Regions from separate parts of the Homo sapiens genome. Here region 2 is linked to region 1. A link is a loop called in an ENCODE intact Hi-C map of the cell type or tissue named here. Cell type or tissue: B cell. All regions are shown on one strand. Links, peaks and the distances in the headings refer to the core of each region. The heading gives the core; the rest is flanking DNA.

The links. A loop is a pair of places that touch in the nucleus more often than their neighbours do. Peaks named below come from ENCODE experiments on the same cell type or tissue, not always from the same donor. Only the 100,000 strongest peaks of a DNase experiment are listed, where the experiment ranks them.
Region 2: it touches region 1 in a loop (5-fold over the local background); 10 of 110 quality-filtered maps call a loop at or near these places.

Annotation. Positions count from the first base shown.
Region 1 is chr14:99,976,972-99,986,126 of GRCh38, reverse strand. It overlaps a transcript of EVL not described here. Among named protein-coding and RNA genes, the nearest start is that of EVL, 84 kb to the left of the region's middle. In B cell, for the core only: CTCF peaks have their summits at 3,299 and 3,498 (motif pointing left); a DNase peak (open chromatin) is centred at 3,466.
Region 2 is chr14:100,069,161-100,078,315 of GRCh38, reverse strand. All of the region lies in intron 1 of EVL (Enah/Vasp-like), which reads right to left. Among named protein-coding and RNA genes, the nearest start is that of EVL, 8.3 kb to the right of the region's middle. RefSeq lists enhancers at 5,181-5,470, 5,481-5,630, 9,089-9,138, 8,744-9,155. In B cell, for the core only: CTCF peaks have their summits at 1,894, 2,097 and 5,483; DNase peaks (open chromatin) are centred at 2,015, 5,275, 5,405 and 6,575; H3K4me3 peaks cover 2,033 bases; H3K27ac peaks cover 8,000 bases.

The DNA of each region.
Region 1 (9,155 bases), core at 243-8,242:
AGGGACAGGGTTTAGCCATGTTGGTCAGGCTGGTCTTGAACTCCTGACTTCAGGTGATCCGCTCGCCTTGGCCTCCCAAAGTGCTGGGATTACAGGCATGAGCCATCGTGCCCAGCCAATACATTTGATTTTGATCTATCAGCAAAGAGGCTCCAAGGTTTAGTATGTTTCCATTTTGTATTCAGGGTTTCATTTGTGTGCTAGGTCGAACATCTTTCTGTATTCAAGCCGAAGTTAGAGATCTAAATTGCTAAAGGACTTCAGCAGGCCAGAGCTCAGTGAAAGGAAGGTCCACAGAAGGGCCACTAATTAGTAATGAATGGCTAAAAGACAAGGGACTTTTTTTTTTTTTTCTTTCTGAGATGGAGCTTCGCTCTTGTTGCCCAGGCCAGAGTGCAATGGCGCAATCTTGGCTCACCGCAACCTCCACCTCCTGGGTTCAAGCGATTCTTCTGCCTCAGCCTCCCAAGTAGCTGGGATTACAGGCATGCACCACCACACCCAGCTAATCTTGTATTTTAAGTAGAGACGGGGTTTCTCCATGTTGGTCATGCTGGTCACGAACTCCCGACCTCAGGTGATCCGCCCACCTGAGCCTCCCAAAGTGCTGAGATTACAGGCATGAGCCACCACGCCTGGCCAAGACCAAGGACTTTTAACCAAGAAAAGGCAAGACTTACTGAAGTCCATTGTCTTCAAGCATCTGAAAAGCCAACTGGAAGAAAGACCAGTTCAAGGAAGTACAAAGGTGAAGAACCAAAACAGAAGATAAGCCCAGTCAAAATCCTGCCAGTTCCCCTAGGCCCATCTCAAATGTAATAATAATAATAAATAAAAATTATGTCGTTCATACCTCTTTTCTGACACTGCCATCTCATATGCCCCATGCTATTCTTCTTGGCTATAAACTCCTTGAGGCTTATGTAGGTCTCCATAGCTCTCTATCCCTAGCCCCACTATCTTGCATATAGTAGGTACTCAATATATATATATCTGTCAAGCAAAAATGTAAGCAAATGTGATTAAAATTAAATGAGTTAAGTCTGAGAAACCATCAGCACCAAGAGGAGCCTAAAGAGATATAACAACTTAACGTTGTTATATACAAACTAAACTAAATGTCCTGAATGGGATCCTGGAACAGAAAAAGGATACCGGGTAAAAACAACAGAAACTTTAATAAATGCTGGACTTTAATTAATAATAATGTCAGCTGGGCACAGTGGCTTATGCCTGTAATACCAGCAATTTCAGAGGTCCAGGTGGGTGGATCACCTGAGGTCAGGAGTTCGAGACCAGCCTGGCCAACATGGTGCAACTCAGTCTCTACTAAAAATACAAAAAAATTAGCCGGGTGTGGTGACGCACACCTGTGATTCCAGCTACTCGGGAGGCTGAGACAGGAGAATCGCTTGAAACTGGGAGGTGGAGGTTGCAGTGAGCCGAGATCGCACCACTGCACTCCAGCCTGGGTGACCAGAGCAAAACTCTGTCTCAAATGATAATAATAACATATCAGTAATAATGTATCATACTAATATAAGATGTTAATTAACAGGAGAAACTATATGTGTGCAGGAGGTGTATAGGAACTCTCTGTACAACCTTCTCAATTTTTCTATAAATCTAAAACTGTTCTAAAATACAAAGTCTATTAATTTAAAAAAGAAAGAAAAGCATTCATTCATCCTTGGGGATGGGGCTGGGGTCTCCATTTTGGAAAGACACATACATACATACACATCCCTCCAGTGATTCCTACACATATTCAAGTTTGAGAAACATCTGGGATACTAAGGGTTACAGTGGATAACGTCCTTACAAAGAAATCACAGAAAAAAATACCCATCCACACATCACCAAACAAATCATGTCTTATGGCAGCAGTAAGGACACAACAGACTAAATCACTGACACCTCAGTAATGCATTAAGTCATTAAGCACATAATAAAATAGCTTTTGCTTGGATGCTAGCTTCTACGATTTGGGGGTGGCCACCTGAAATGCTGTCCTTAGAAGGATCCATGCCAAACTGGGATGAATGCCACGATCAACTATCCATCTTAGGTACAGGTGGCAGTGTCAATGTTTTATTAAACATCTACCAAGTGCCAAGTACCAGTGCTTGGGGTTCTGGGGTTCTAGCAGAGATCAAAACAAGCATAATCTCTGCCTTTATAAAGCCTTCAGTAGATCAGGGAAATTTTAAGTAATTACATACATATAAACAGTTACAGAAGAGGAAATATGGGATATCACAAAGGTAATTAACAGGAAAGGGCCCTCAGCTAGGCTAAGGGTCAAAGGCTGCCTCCCTGAGGAAGTGATGTTTCAAATAAGATTTGAAGGCTAAGAAGTTAGCAAGGTAAAGAGGAAAAGGAAGCAGCTAGACTGAGATCAACTTGCATGATTTAGCAACAGATCTTTTCTTATTTAAGAATTCTTTGAGAGAGAAGGGAGAAGAGAAGATAAGTGCAATAAACACAGCTCCACAAAAGCAGCAGAGCAGCAGGCAGGACCCAGAGAATGGTTGAGAGTGCTGGAACCTTTTAAAGAAGAGGCCCAGGACAAATACATGGGAAAAGGACTGGAGAAGGGTGTAGGCGGCTGCCAAAACCAAGCTCTTGTAAGGTCCACTGTCTCTTTAAGTTCCATAGGAAACACACCTTTAGAGCTATAAAATGGCATGTCTCTCCTTTATTACCCAAGGAGAGGCACACACTGGCTCATGTTTCCCTTTCTGTCATGACTTCCATGAATTTCACAGCTAAGTGTGCTCGACTGAAGTAACTCTTTCTTAACCTAAGTTTTCTGGTACAATTATCGCCTCTACGTCCAAATATTATGTCTCCTGTTTTATCTTTCTTTTGTCTATTTCATCTTTCATAGAGAATGTCACTGGATCTTTCTTAGAAGGTGATGCATCAATAGCAACTGCAGTTTCTAAACCAAAATTTATCACATATGAAGTCATATAGTCATCTGACAAAAGGGCAGAATATTTGAAACCAGAACTGTCCCATATCCTCATGGAAGATAAACCCTAGAAAATAAATACAGGGTGGTGAGGCTGGGGTGGGGTGGAGTAGGGCAGATAACTAACCTTTACTGAATATCATAAGCTGAGAACTTCTCATGTATTCTCATTTGATCCTCACAAAACCCTCTGAAGAAAGTGAACTGTCCTCATTTATACTTGAGAAAAACGGAGGCTCATAAAGGTTACGTAAATTGCTAAAAGTCAGCTGATAAGTAGTACCTCTGGGGCAGAATCCAGGTCTGACTCTAAAACCCAGGCTGCTCAGTATACAGGGGTTAAATTAAACTAAAACATTTTAAATCTAACTCAAATTCTTTTTAAGAAGTCCCTTTACATACCTACATTAACTGCAAACTGAAGAGTAGATGTCTTTCACACAGCCCTAAAGACAAAGACAATGCATCTTCGTATGAATCGCTCACAGAGGAACTGGGAACAGGGCTCCCTCCCCTGGTGAGCAGACAGAACTACACCATTTCAAAGTACAGTATTTTTTCCCCCCGCTCTCCCTCTTAACCCCATTTACTTCTCTCTCCTGATTCCTTTCCAAAGTCCTTCCTTTGGTGCTTGTTTTTGGGAGAACCTCCAAGTTAAACCTCTAGGATTAAACTTCTATTCACTAACTTTATCTTCTTCTTCTTTAAAATTAACATTCTGGTAGTATATATTGATAGCCTTTAAAATGTTTATACCCTTTGGTCCCAAAAATACCATTAAAATATATATTACGAATAAATTATAGTATACCATCTGACAGACTATTATTCAGCTATTTTAACTGTTTTCAAAGAATATTTAGCTGTTTTCAAAGAATATTTAGTAAGGGGGAAGTGCACATATATCAAATGTACAATGCCCAATACAAATATACAGTACACTTTCAATTTTGTAAAAATGTTTCACTTGTACCTGGGAATGATAAAGGAACTACACCACAGGTTTGATGTGGTTATCTGTAAAGAGCAGGATCAATGCTTATCTGTATTGTCTTCTTTATATCATACCATTCTGTTTTCATACTCTCCTTAACTGTTTCATGAAGGGACCGGCCACTCTTCTCACCCTCACCCCGACATCAGCTGGAAGTGCTTTCCCCTGAGTTACCACCACTCTTACTGCAGCACTTGCGATACATTCATGTGGCAACTCAAGAGTCCCTTCATCAAGCTTATCCAGACAGACCTCGTTTCATTGGGCTTCACTTTATTGAGCTTCACAGGTATTGCGTTTTTTACCAATTGAAGGTTTGTAGCAACTGCCCTGAGCAAATCTATTGACATCATTTTTTCCAATACCCTATGCTCACTTTGCTAGCATTTTTAAGCAATAAGGTATTTTCTAATGAAGGTATGTACATTTTCTAGACATAGTGCTACTGCATACTTAACAGACTATGGTATAGTGTAAACATAACTTCTATATGCACTTGGAAACAAAAAAATTCATGTGACTTGCTTTCTTACAATATTTGCTTTACTGCTTTATTGTGCACCCACTGTATCTCCAGGGTAAGTCTACTGCAAGGTTCCTCAAACATGGGCAGTACACATATTCTCTTTAAAGGGGAAAAATCTGTATGTGAAACAATATGATTTAATTTATATTCATTCAGCTTATATATATAATTGTTACTTTTCTTTTTTTTAATTTTATTTTTGAGACAGTTTCACTCTGTTGCCCAGGCCGGAGTGCAATGACATGATCTCGGCTCCTGCAACCTCCCCATCCCGGGTTCAAGCAATTCTTCTGCCTCAGCCTCCCAAGTAGATGGGATTACAGGCGCCCGCCACCACGCCTGGCTAATTTTTGTATTTTTAGTAGAGATGGGGTTTCACCATGTTAGCCAAGCTGGTCTCCAACTCCTGACCTCAGGTGATCAATCCACTGCCTCAAACTCCCAAAGTGCTGGGATTACAGGTGTGAGTCACCATGCCTGGCCTATTATTTTTCTTAATCAACAGAAGTGCTAGCCAAAAGCCTAAAAAGCAGATGCCTACACTTTTTTTTTTTTTTGAGATAGGATCTCAATATGTTGCCCACCGCCGCCGGTCTCAAACTTTTGGCCTCAAGCCATCCTTCTGCTCAGCCTCCCGAGTAGCTGGGATTACAGGCATGTGACACCACACCCAGCTTATATACACAACTATAAAACTAAGTTTAAATGTCTTATGTTTATATAACTAGATAAGCAAAAAACAAACTTATAAATTAAATACAAACAAAATCACCAAACCAGCAAAATTCAAAATAACATTAATCAATGATGCCGCTCAAATTAAAATCACTGCCCACAAGGTAAATATGGTAATGGCATAGGCCTAAAAACAGGCAGACAGAACAAGAGAGCCTGGAAAGATACACACGGAATCCCTATAGCCCTTACAAAAGCCACCTTAGGAAATGCCCCGTACCTGCAATTTGCAGCACTGGGTTCAGAAATATATTTGGACCCAACTGTGATAGCTAGTATAGGCTAAGGGTGAGAAATGGAGACTGTTTGTACCTGTGTATTTTATACTGTATTCTGTAATCACACTGCATTCTGTAGAACTCCAATATCAATAAAGTGCCCTTGGCCCAGATGAAGCGGTTCTTGGCTCGTAACCAGACCTGTTGACAGGCTGGACTGGCCATGCCTCACATGTACAAGGCTGGCCCCGGGGGAGGCAGGTAACTTTCTGAGAATTAGAGGTGATTCTCACTCATGTAGGCATTACCAGCCACAACCATGCACCCCGGGATGTTGGGATCCAGATGCCTGCACGGCCGTCCAACCCAGAAAATGTTGCTGTTATCTCTACCACATAAACTACTGATATGATCAAGTATCTGACCAGCAATTTTGAGAAAAATATAATTTAAGTCTCCATCTCATATTTCAGACCATTTGAAGAATGAATTTTTAAAACTGTTATACAGTCATACTCAGTATCCACAGGAGACTGGTTCCAGGACCCATCTCAGATACCAAAGTTTGCAGATGTTCAAATCCCTTAGGTAAAATGGAGTCATATTTGCATATAGCCCAGGTATATCTTCCCATATACCTTAAATCATCTCTAGATTACTTATAACACCTAATACAATGCAAATGCTATATAAATAGTTGTTATACTTTATTGTTTAGGGGATAATGACAAGAAAAAATATCAGTACGTGTTCAGTATAGACACAACCATCCTTTATTTATTTATTTATTTTTATTTATTTATTTTTGAGACGGAGTCTCGCTCTGTTCGCCCAGGCTGGAGTGCAGTGGCACGATCTTGGCTCACTGCAAGCTCTGCCTCCCGGGTTCGCACCATTCTCCTGCCTCAGCCTCCCGAGTAGCTGGGACTACAGGCGCCTGCCACCACGCCCGGCTAATTTTTTGTACTTTTCGTAGAGATGGGGTTTCACCATATTAGCCAGGATGGTGTGGATCTCCTGATCTCGTAATCCGCCCACCTCAGCTTCCCAAAGTGCTGGGATTACAGGCGTGAGCCACCGCACCCAGCCACAACCATCCTTTTTTTAAAAAAAATATTTCCATCCAAGGTTGGTTGAACCCACAGATGCAGAATCGACAGACACAGAGGGCCAACTTCACATATAACTGAAAAAAAAAAGTTTAATAATTAAAATTCTAGAAAAACAATAACTTAAATGTCAGAAATATGGAAAAATCATCAGGAACAAAACTTAATGACCTAAAATTTTTTTAACTTCTGTATCTAAATCTTTAAAAAAAGCAGATAGGGAAAATGTTCACAGAAGAGAATGTTCCCAATAGATAAATGACTCGAATATATAAGCAGAAATAGATTGCATATTGTGTATATGTGGGTGGGTTTTTTTGTTGTTGTTTTTTTTTTAGCAACTGCAGAAAGATTTAGTAAGTTTCTGTAAATCTTTTAGGTATGGGGATTATTTGTGTATGGGCGGTGAGAGTGGGGGATGGGAGTGTCTAGTTCCTTACACCTCCTTACCCCATCTAATCCAGTACCAGACAACAGTAAGCCTTCAAAAAACGATTTCTCAATGAAAATATGAAAATACATAGAGTCTGTTAGAAAAAGAGAAACAAGAATTCAGGCAGTAGTCTAGAAAATAAAGAAAAACTGAGACTTAGACTTCTTTATTTGAATAAGTCGATTCAATAGTACTTTTTTGCTAAAATAAGTGGACATGTGCCTCGAGTGTTTAGCTCACTTGTTAGAATGCATCTCCAGCGTTATGGCTTCCTGAGATGCTCCAAAAGGAACACAGTTTGGATATTACATTCTAGACTTTTAGCAATAGGTCATATCTACGTACTCTCATGACAGTATCTATCAAGAGAAATAATACGTTACTTTCATTTTAAAAATTTAGGACTGAACAAAAAGGAAAGTGTTATCATAGGTAAACCAAATTGCTTATAAATAATCAAATCAAATCAACTGACAACAAAGGTAATGAAAAGTCCCCCTGGATTCATTTAAATCCATGTACTAAAGCCAAGTACTTCAGGTACAGGTAAATATACACGTATAGGTATTCAACTATAAGCAGTCTGCAATGGAGAACCAGGTTAAACTGTAGCAATTTTAAAAATCTGTGTAAAAAATGACTGACTTAAAAAAAAGAAAAGAAAAATGGCTCTTCATTCTGGAAAAACCACTTAAGAACTTTTATTTCTACATCCATGCCTTTTTTTTTTTTTGAGACAGAGTCTCGCTCTGTCGCCCAGGCTGGAGTGCAGTGGCGCGATCTCGGCTCACTGCAAGCTCCGCCTCCCGGGTTCGCGCCATTCTCCTGCCTCAGCCTCCGGAGTAGCTGGGACTACAGGCACCCGCCACCATGCCCGGCTAATTTTTTGTATTTTTTTTTAGTAGAGACGGGGTTTCACCGTGTTAGCCAGGATGGTCTCGATCTCCTGACCTCGTGATCCACCCGCCTCGGCCTCCCAAAGTGCTGGGATTACAGGCGTGAGCCACCGCACCCTGCTGACTTTTTTTTTTTTTTTTTGAGACAGAGTCTCGCTCTGTCACCCAAGATGGAGTACAATGGCAAGATCTCAGCTTACTGTAACCTCTGCCTTCCGAGTTCAAGTGATTCTCCTGCCTCAGCCTCCTGAGTAGCTGGGATTACAGTCGCCCACCAGCACGCCTGGCTAACTGTTGTATTTTTAGTAGAGATGGGGGTTTTGCCATGCTGGCCAGGCTGGTCTCAAACTCCTGACCTCAGGTGATCTGCCTGCCTTGGCCTCCCAAAGTGCTGACATTACAGGCATGAACCACCGTGCCCAGCCATCCATGACTTTTTTAGATCCCAAAGAATGAGATCTGAGAATGCTCTTATGCTACTGTAGACTCAAAAATTAAATGTTCTGGCCAGGCACGGTGGCTCATGCCTATAATCCCAGCACTTTGGGGGGCCGAGGTGGGCGAATCACGAGGTCAGGAGTCTGAGACCAGCCTGGCCAACACAGGGAAACCCCGTCTCTACTAAAAATACAAAATATTAGCCGCGCGTAGTGGCGGATGAAAATACGATGTATTAGCCGCACATAGTGGCGGATGTCTGTAATCCCAGCTACTCGGGAGGCTGAGGCAGGAGAATCACTTGAACCTGGGAGATGGAGGTTGCAGTGAGCTGAGATCGCACCACTGTGCTCCAGCCCAGGCAACAGAGTGAGACTCCATCTAAAAAATAAAAATAAAAAATAAATTAAATTTCTATTCAGGAGGACTGGTTAGAGCATAATTTTTATCAAATAAATAAGGAAATCAAGACAGGAGAAAGGAACCATGGAAAGGAGATAAAAGTACCTGCCCCCCAAATCTTTTGTTTTAATGACCTGAGCTAAACTGCTATTTTTTTCAATTAATTATTTATTAAGAGGAGTTAAAGACTTATTCTTAAAGTTATCTTGATTCCAAAAGCATTTCACAAACTGGCAGAGATAATCTAATACAATTAGGACAGAACACAAGAAAATAGGTGTCACTGTTCTCTACAGCTTCCATAACCTGGTAGCATGAATCTCCAGAATTGAATATTGACTCAAACTGTTCCTGAAAATGCAAAAATCAGGGACTTTTACTGATAGTAACTGTGGACTAATCAGAACAATCAGAACAATCCTCCATC
Region 2 (9,155 bases), core at 676-8,675, 92 kb before region 1:
GTTTCCTTTCTACTTATCTTTTATGTCAAGTGTTTTTAATCCCGGGTCCAGGGAAAGGCTTGAAGAGTCTGAGAAACCTCCAAAATTATCTGCAAAAGTGTGCGTGCATGCTGCTTCTAGAAATGCATTTACCATGTTCTTAAATGGGTTTGCTCTCCAAAACAGATTTTAAAACCAACGTGAACTATGTGGAATTTCTTCTCATTTTACTCTATGCTCATGATCCTCAAAATTGTATGCATGGCCGGGCGCAGTGGCTCACGCCTGTAATCCCAGCACTTTGGGAGGCCAAGGCGGGCGGATCACGAGGTCAGGAGATCGAGACCATCCTGGCTAACCGGTGAAACCCCATCTCTACTAAAAATACAAAAAAAAATTAGCCGGGCATGGTGGCGGGTGCTTGTAGTCCCAGCTACTCCGGAGGCTGAGGCAGGAGAATGGCGTGAACCCGGGAGGCAGAGCTTGCAGTGAGCCGAGATTGCGCCATTGCACTCTAGCCTGGGCGACAGAGCCAGACTCCATCTCAAAAAAACAAAAACAAACAAAAAAACTGTATGCACTGTAAGAGTCAGGTGAGTGTTTATTAAAACACAAATCCCTAGGCCCCCATTTAGGAGATTCTGATGTGGTAAGTCTCAGGCGGGGCGGGGTCTCTACTGTAACACACGTTTGCTGGTTCTAGGCAAATGGTCCATGAAGGAAACTTTGAGGACCATTCGCTTTCACGTCTCCTCATGGGCTCTGTCATCCATGCCAGGGTTTACACGAGCACCAATACACTGATAAATCCCATGTCGATGGCTCTCCAGTCCTGTCCTTTCTTCTAAAATGTGGAGCCATATTTCTAACTGTTGGACATAACTTAGAGACCTCACAATTTAACATGCTTAAGAGAGAAAGTATTCTTTTCACTGTTTCCCATTTCAAGGAATGGAAGCAACACCTACCCAGTCCCCTGAGTCTGAAACCTGAAGGCCATTTCAGATGCTTTTTTGTGCTTCACCCTCCATGGCCCAATGGCCATCTGTTCTATTTCTTAAACATCTTTTGGATCTGGCCCTTTCTCTCCCTCCTTGCTGCCAGTCCCAGCCCTTGTTATTTATTTTAGACCACAGCCTCCTAGCTGTTCCCCCGCCTCTGGTTGAAGTCTCACACCCCCAACCCTTCAATTGCAATGTCACCAGAGAGACCTTCCTCAAAGGCAAACTGACTGAGCCTCTTCCCTCATTGGGAGCTCTGCCACTTACCAGCTATATGACCTCATACAAAACTTCTGTGTTCCCCAGTTTATCTATCTATAGCTTATCCTCCTTTATCTACCCATATCTTTCCTCTTTCCTCATCTTCTTTATAGGGTTGTCTGGAGAATTAAGACTTAACATGTGTAAGCACTTGGAGCAGCACCTGACCCCATGTGGCATGAGGAAGGGAGTCATCGTTATTACGCAATATAATCCCAGCTCTGGGGCAGGCAACTCAGGGGCCTTCACATTGTAGCCCTTGCCAAAGTGTCCACAGCCGACCCAACCCTTGGCTTAGTCTTGTGGAAATGCACACAGGCCCCTAACACTCCACCCCCCGCACTCTGTGGCCTCTGCTGTGGCTCAGGCCACTTCCTCTGCCTGGGATACTTTTCTCAGCCGAGCCGAGCTGACCCAAGCCGACCCACTAATTTGTACTCATCCATAAAGACTTGGAATATCTGTTACCTCTTTTAGAAAATCTTCCCTGAAGCCCCAGGCTGAGTTAGATGGTCCTTCTCTGAGCCTTATTATCCCTATTATCATGGTCCTGTGCCTACCATCACAGCACTTACTGCAGCAATGTCTATGCTAGGTCCCTCTGCACACCACTGAACGCCTCCAGGGCAGGGGCCATTTCTTTTAGGCAGACTTCTCCCTATGTAGAGTGAGGACTTAGGCCACAGTTCTCTTCCTATCTGTTGCCCTCTAGAGGTCCAAGACCACAGTGTAGATGACTCTGCTGGTCCCAGGGAACTTCCCTTCTTGCTCTGCTGGACCTGAGGCTGCCCACAAACGGCCCAGCACATTTCAGCGAGGAAGGACCCGTCTGATCACATAGCCCAACCAGCAGCCTGGTGGTAAAGCCAGGAATGGCAGCGAAAGCATCCCCATGACATTGGGCCAATTAAGATGTCTTTTCTGCTACTCCTCAAGTAATTAGGAAGAGATATTTCTCCTGCCCAAGATGATTTCTTTTTCCTACATCCAGAGGTTTGAATCTTACCTTTTCTCAAAGCTCACATTGTCATTGCTTTCAAAACACACCTATCCACCCATTCCCATTCATTTAATAACTACTAACAGGCATATGGCTCAGCTCTGAAGGAGATTACAATCTATCAAGAAAAACAGATCACTGCAAAATGGGTGTATGAGAATGGGAAGGGAGAACATCAGGCTTTGTAGGAGGAGTTATTGTCTGTAAACCGGAGCTGATAAAAATAGCATGGTCTACTTCTATGGTGATTAACAGGCAAGACATGAGGGTGACCAGTACCATGCTGGGTACATTCCTTACGCTCAGTAGGTATATGTCTCTGCCCCCCAAACCCCACCCCAAGGTGCCACGTGCCTCTGATTACTTTCAAGCCGTCAGGACAGCCACTTCAAACTATCTTCTTCCTGAGACTGTGGGCTTCTGGAGAACAGGCCCATGTCTGAGTTCAGATACCCTTCCTCAGTGAGCCATCGTCCTCAGTGTAGCCTGGTGCCTCTGGCCCGGGCTCTGCAGCTGCCAAGTGTGTTAATAAGGGGTGAGTAGTGAAGGGTCGGGGGCTAGAGAGAAGTGGCCATAAATAAATGTTCCCAAAGCTAGGCAGAAACACAGCCAGACTGAGGCAGTTTGTAAAGTCCTGACTTGTTTACCTTCAACATACAAGCAACAAAAGTGAATCTTAAAAGCTGGGCTGAGAACCATCAGTAAGGAGCCTCCTGGATGGGAGCGGAGCAGCCCACACTGAGGTGCTCACACAGACCTGTCTGGGCACTCCAGTGCAGAGCAGAGCTGGGGTCTACCCACAGAGCCCCAAGACAAGGCCCGGCACACAGGAGGAGACAGGGGCTTTCTCCTTTGCCAAATTCCAGTCTCTCTCTGAAGCACATCACTTGCTAGTTCAGAAGAGCCCCTGCAGCCATGCAGCTTGGCTCTGGTAACATAGGTGACATCTTCACCTGACTTCACACAATGCTCAAACCACCATCACGAGGTCATTATCACATTTATTCCCACTTCTCATTGTGTGGCTCCCCCAAGTCACACAGGGAGTCAAGTCAGAGACACTGCTGGACAGGACCCTGCCTCCTGCCATCTGGAGGCCTCTCCTTCCAGCTCTCGGAGAACTCTCTCACACTATGAACTCCCCTCTGCCCACAGGCAGCCCCACCCTGTCTCCCCTCAGCCTGCCCCAGCCTCGCCATTCTGCTCTTGCCACAGACTTCTTGCCCTCCTTCTTGCCCTCCTCGCCTCCTGTGTGAAACTTCTCCCTTGGCTGCCATGACACCGCATGGCTTGGCTCTTCTCTGGACTGCCCCTTTTCTGACCACTGTCTTTCCCAAGGTGGAGAGGGGCAGACAGAGAGAGAGTACTTTAGAGAAAGTCTGGCTGGCTGGTGCCCACCAGGAAGCAGTGCTGTGCTGGGAAGCAAGGCTGGGTACAGAGAGTTAAGGCCAGCCCTCACCATGGAGTCAGCGCGGGGAAGTGAGAACACTGTGGACAACAGCTCCAGCTCTGCCCCAGGTCTGGCTCTATTGTTTGCCAGCAACAAGACTTCAGGGAGGTAAGTTTACAGCTCTGTAAAACAAGTAGAATCATCTTTTTGCATTTTCTTTTACCTTTGCTGGAGATCAAATAAGGCTGATGAAATAAACAGGAGAGCAGTTTACTAAACATGATTAGCACCCAGCAGATACTATCTTGAAAAAGGACAATGTTGGCTGGAATGAACAGCAAATCCATATGAGGCAAGACTTAGGGTGGAATCTACATGAAACTGCCTTCCGTGTCCACATGGAGAGCTGTCATTATCACCTACTACTCTTTTAACTTCTAACGAGAAAAACAAGGTGGCAGGTTCCTCACTGTGGCCTGGAGAATTGCCTCAGGCCTCACCAAGTGGGAGCAGGCTGTCGGGTCCTGTCTGTGGAATGGCCCAGATCAACTGTGGAGGTCACTGAGGGCCCGCTCCTGAGCCCTGGCTGTTGGGAAATCAGTTTCCGGGCCCTGATTTGCTCCTGTGCTTTCCTCTAGCCTCTACTCACACTGCTCCCCGACCCCCCGCCCCCACCGCCCCCGGGGGTGACTCCCTGAACCCACTGAAGAGAATGCTAATGCACACCCTCGGGCCCCTGCCGCTCCCCTCAGCTGCTTAGCTTTTCTGCAGAACACTTACCATACTTGCCACTGAACTGAGGGGCAAGTGCCTCCATGAGGCAGGTTGTTTGGTTTGGTTTTTAAAGTAGTGTTCATCTCGGTAGCTCTAGTAACTGGGCCCTAGTGGTTTCTCAACAAATATCTTTGAATAACTGCTGGCTTTTATGTTTGCTGAGTTTTGCCAGGTATTGTATTTCTCAGCCTCCACGGATTTTTGTGGTGGGGGTGGCATGACTTACTTGAGATCTGGCCACCTCTGCTTTCTCTTTCTTTCTTCCTGCATTTATTTGAAAAATAAAACAAGGGCCGGGCACAGTGGCTCACACCTGTAATCCCAGCACTTTGGGAGGCCAAGGTGGGAGGACAGCTTGAGCCCAGGAGTTCGAGACCAGCCTGGGCAACACAGATCCTGTCTCTACACAAAATAAAAAAGTGTTAGCCACGCATGGTGGTGGGTGCCTGTAGCCCCAGCTGCTCAGAAGCCTGAGGTGGAAGGATCCCTTGAGCTGAGGAGGTTAAGGTTGCAGTGAACCGTGTTTGCACCACTGCACTCCATCCTGGGTGACAGAGCAAGACCCTGTCTCCCCAAAAAAAAAAAAAAAAGAAAAAGGAAAAAGTGCTGTACGTGCAAAGTGTCACAAGAGGAGGGCATTTAGTTCTGCCCAGGGGACCCAAGGGATGTTGTCATGAAGGGGAAGCAAGACTTTTCAAGAGGAAACAAAGAACCATTTCAAGCAGAGGGAAGAGTGTCAGCAAAGGCAGAGTGGTGGGTGGGGGGACCTCAGTCATCACCCTGGGGCCTCATCACTTCTCAACACCTACCCAGGTGAATGAGGAAGCACACCCACGTTGCCATGTCCCAATTCAGTGACCGAGAAACAGAGACGCTTGAAATCACAGCCGCATCAGAACTGAAAAACATTCTGCAGTGATTTTCTTAGGAAACACGCCTGGAGAGGGAAGTAACCTGCCCAACGCCCATGGCTGATCCGCGGCAGAGCCTGGACTAGACAGCAACCTGACGCTCCGCCGTGCAGTAAGGCTCTTCTGCTCCACCTGGCGACGCAGCAAAACCCAGCTCCAACTTTTACTTCCTGCTTTGAAGCTGTTTTTCACTCCAACTTTTTAATCTGAAAAATTTCAAACCTACAGGAACATGTAAGGGACACTCTTTTACCTTTCACTAAACCTGCCCATGGTTAACATTTGCCACATGTGAGTTATCTCTGTCTTTCCCCTGAGCCATTTGAAAGTCAGCTGCAGATACCATGATACTTCAGTCCTAGGGACCTGAGCATACATTTCTTTAATATAAGGATATTCTAATATATAACTTAAATACCATTGTTACAACAAAGAAAATCAACACTTTACTAAAAATCTAATACAGAGTCCATACTAAAACTTACCCATGTAATCCCAGCACTTTGGGAGGCCAAAGCAGGTGGATCACCTGAGATCAGGAGTTCGAGATCAGCCTGGCCAACATAGTGAAACCCCATCTCTACTAAAAATACAAAAATTAGCCAGGTGTAGTGGCGCATGCCTGTAGTCCCAGCTACTCGGGAGGCTGAGGCAGGAGAACTGCTTGAACCCAGGAGGCACAGGGAGGTGTAGGATGCACTGAGCGGAGATAGCTCCAATGCACTCCAGCCTGAGCGACAGAGGGAGACTCCGATGCAACAACAACAAAAAAGTTACCCAATTTTTACAAAATGTTTCTGATTTTTTGGGATGTAGGATCTGCTCATGGATTACATTTGATCGAGCCGTCTGCTTACTCCCTTTCAAGCTAAGCTAGGATGTGAAACTATTTAAAAATTTTTCATTGATAAAGATGTTGTGTGTGTGAAGAATTCAGGCCAACTGAATGTAGACTGTAGGTTGGTTAAGAGGTGACTGCCAGATCTCCAATGGAAAGCTATATTTTCCCCTTAGTAATTATTAAATCATTTATAGGGTGCCATTTTTTTTTCTTAATGGGCACAGGTGTGAAACAGGTTTCATGCTATGAAGTAGACTTAAAATGTTTATTGTGAAGTACTTCAGGCCTGTGAGAAGTAGGTTCCCACGATCCCACCACACAGTCTAGGAAATCTGACAGCAAGTCATAAAGCTGTTTAGTTCAAGTGACGCCTGCATCCTCCTCCCAGACCCAGAGCCCCTCCTCTCTACCAGGGGGAACCGCCACCTTGCAGGTGGTATTTTCAATTCCATGCTTGCTGTCTGTAGTGCAGCCATACAACTGACTATTTTACACACATAGTTCTCAAACTTTTTTGGTCAAGAGAACCCCTTTACACTCAATTATTGAGGATGCCAAAAAGCTTCTGTTTTATGTAGGTTAAGTCTATCCATATTCACCTTATTTGAAATTAAAACTAATAATTTTTTAAAACACAAGAATATACAAGCAGACATTTCATTAGCTGCCACAGTGATGATGTCAAAACATCACATAGCTCTGGAAAATTCCACCATGAATTCATGAGACAAGAGCTGAAATGGCAAATGATGTCTTAGTAATATTATAAATACAGTTCTGATCTACAGACTCCTAGGAGGGTCAATCTCTGGAGTACATTTTGAGAACTGCTGCATTACAGCAATGAAAGACAATGAATTAGCTCTCTGCATATTAACATGGGAAACCCAAATGGTGACTGAGCCCCATTTTTGAGAGTGTTAGAATTAAAGAAAGGCTTTGGGTAAATAAAGTCTACATTCAGTGTTAAACCCTGACACCTTCTTTTCTATCCAAATTGGTTGCCCACATCATGGGCAATCAAGACGTTTGCCTTTTCTCCTTGGATGTCACCCTCTCAGATGCCTGGACAGCTGGTCTCCATTACTCTGTGAAGTCTGGTGCAATCTGGAAAAACACTCCAACCAACTGTTGGGGGAGTCTGACATTCCTAGACTGACCCTGTCTCATATGCATCTCCCATACTCTTTCAAGGCCACCGGCGTAGCCCTTTCTTTGGGGAGCCATCTGACAGCCACGTGGACGTTAAGGCTACTCAAACCTCAAAAACATTTATATATTTTGCTCTGTGTCTTCATCTCAAAATTTGTGTCCCCAGAGTCTGTGACTCTGATCACTTGTGAAGTGGAACAGGTTTTAGCACAGCCTTGGGACAACTGTAGAGGCCTGGCTTGGGCCAAGGATTGGGACAGTATGTTCAGCTCCAAGGATGAATCAACAGCCTGGGAATGAAGACCCCGGCTCTGCCCTTACAAACACCCCTGAAGACACAAGTAGCCACTTGGACTCTGTGCTATTTACTAGGCACAGGGACAAACATGAATGCATAACACAAGCGTCCTGCTCTGAAAGAGCTCTAGGCTGGTAGGAGAGATCCTGAGCCGACAGAGCATCGACAAGAGATACGCACGCAGGCACGGGGTGCTACAGGACAGACGAGGTCTCTTTTGTCTCTTGTGGTATTAACAGCACAGAATGACGGAGACTGCAAAATAGAGATCAGGAGGGCCTCGATTCTACCCTTGACTCTGCAAATTGGGACAAGTTTAGCTTTGAGAAGTTAAAGCTGAGAGGGCAGATTTTGATCCTCTCAGAGATCAAAAGCTCCGTCAAGTGACAACAATGTGACCTGGAATACGATACTTTGTAGGCCCTTGTTTTCTTTTCTTTTTGAGGTAGGGTCTTGCTCTGTCACCAGGGTGGAGTGCAGTAGTGTGATCACAGCTCACTGCAGGCTTGAACTGCTGGGCTCAAGCAATCCTCCCACCTCAGCCTCCTGAGAAGTTGGGACTATAGGCTTCAGGCATGCACTATCACATCTGGCTAATTTTCATTTTTTAATTTTATTTTCTTTCTTTCTTTTTTTTTTTTTTTTTAAGAGAGGAGGTCTTACTATGATGCCTAGGCTGGTCTTGAACTCCTCAGCTCAGGTGATCTACCTGCGTTGGCCTCTCAAAGTGTTGGGATTACAGGAGTGAGCCACCATACCCGGCCAACCCTTGTTTTCTTATCTGTAAAGTGGCAATAGTGATACCAGACCTCAAAGGATGAGAATTAAATAGTATGTATATCATGTAACTAGCGTAATGGTTGGTGTATAACACTGAGAAAAGCTGAGCTGTTGTTATTTTCCTCCTCTGTGGGTTCAGTTACCAAAGCAAAGCCATTGGACTACACTAGTTCTCATCCATTTTCTGCCCCAGCCCACCTGAGTATCGTAACATTCTCATGAGAATAACCTAGAATCTCCAGAGGAATGTTTCTCAACTAGAGGCACATGGGATTCTTTGAGACAGAGGAAGGCAGAGAAGCTTCAGAAGCTCTCCAAATGATTTGGCTACAGGTCTCTAGGGAAGTGCGGGTTCCCATGGAGAGTGAACGGACTACGTGATCTCTGAGGGCTTGTTCAATTGCCTCTGGGACTCTCTGACTTGCCCGTGAGGACTGGAAATACCTGTGAGAAAGGAAACACCAGGTGTTCCTGGAGACTCCTCCAAACCCTCACACAAAGGCGTACAATTAGGTGCGAAGGATTGTAAGCTGAACCCCGGCTGTGCGAGACTTCTTATATCTTTACAGCTTCAAGATGTGCAGCACAGTGGAATAAACAGTAATGACTGTGCCCAAGCAGCCACAGCTCCTTCACTACCTGACAGCAAGTGAAATGTCTGTTTTTCTGGTCTCTTCTCTAACATGCCACACCAGGAAGCTCCACTGAGTAGCAACTTTGGTAGCACAGGAATCTTTAGGACCATATATCAAAGTAGTTAATTAAATC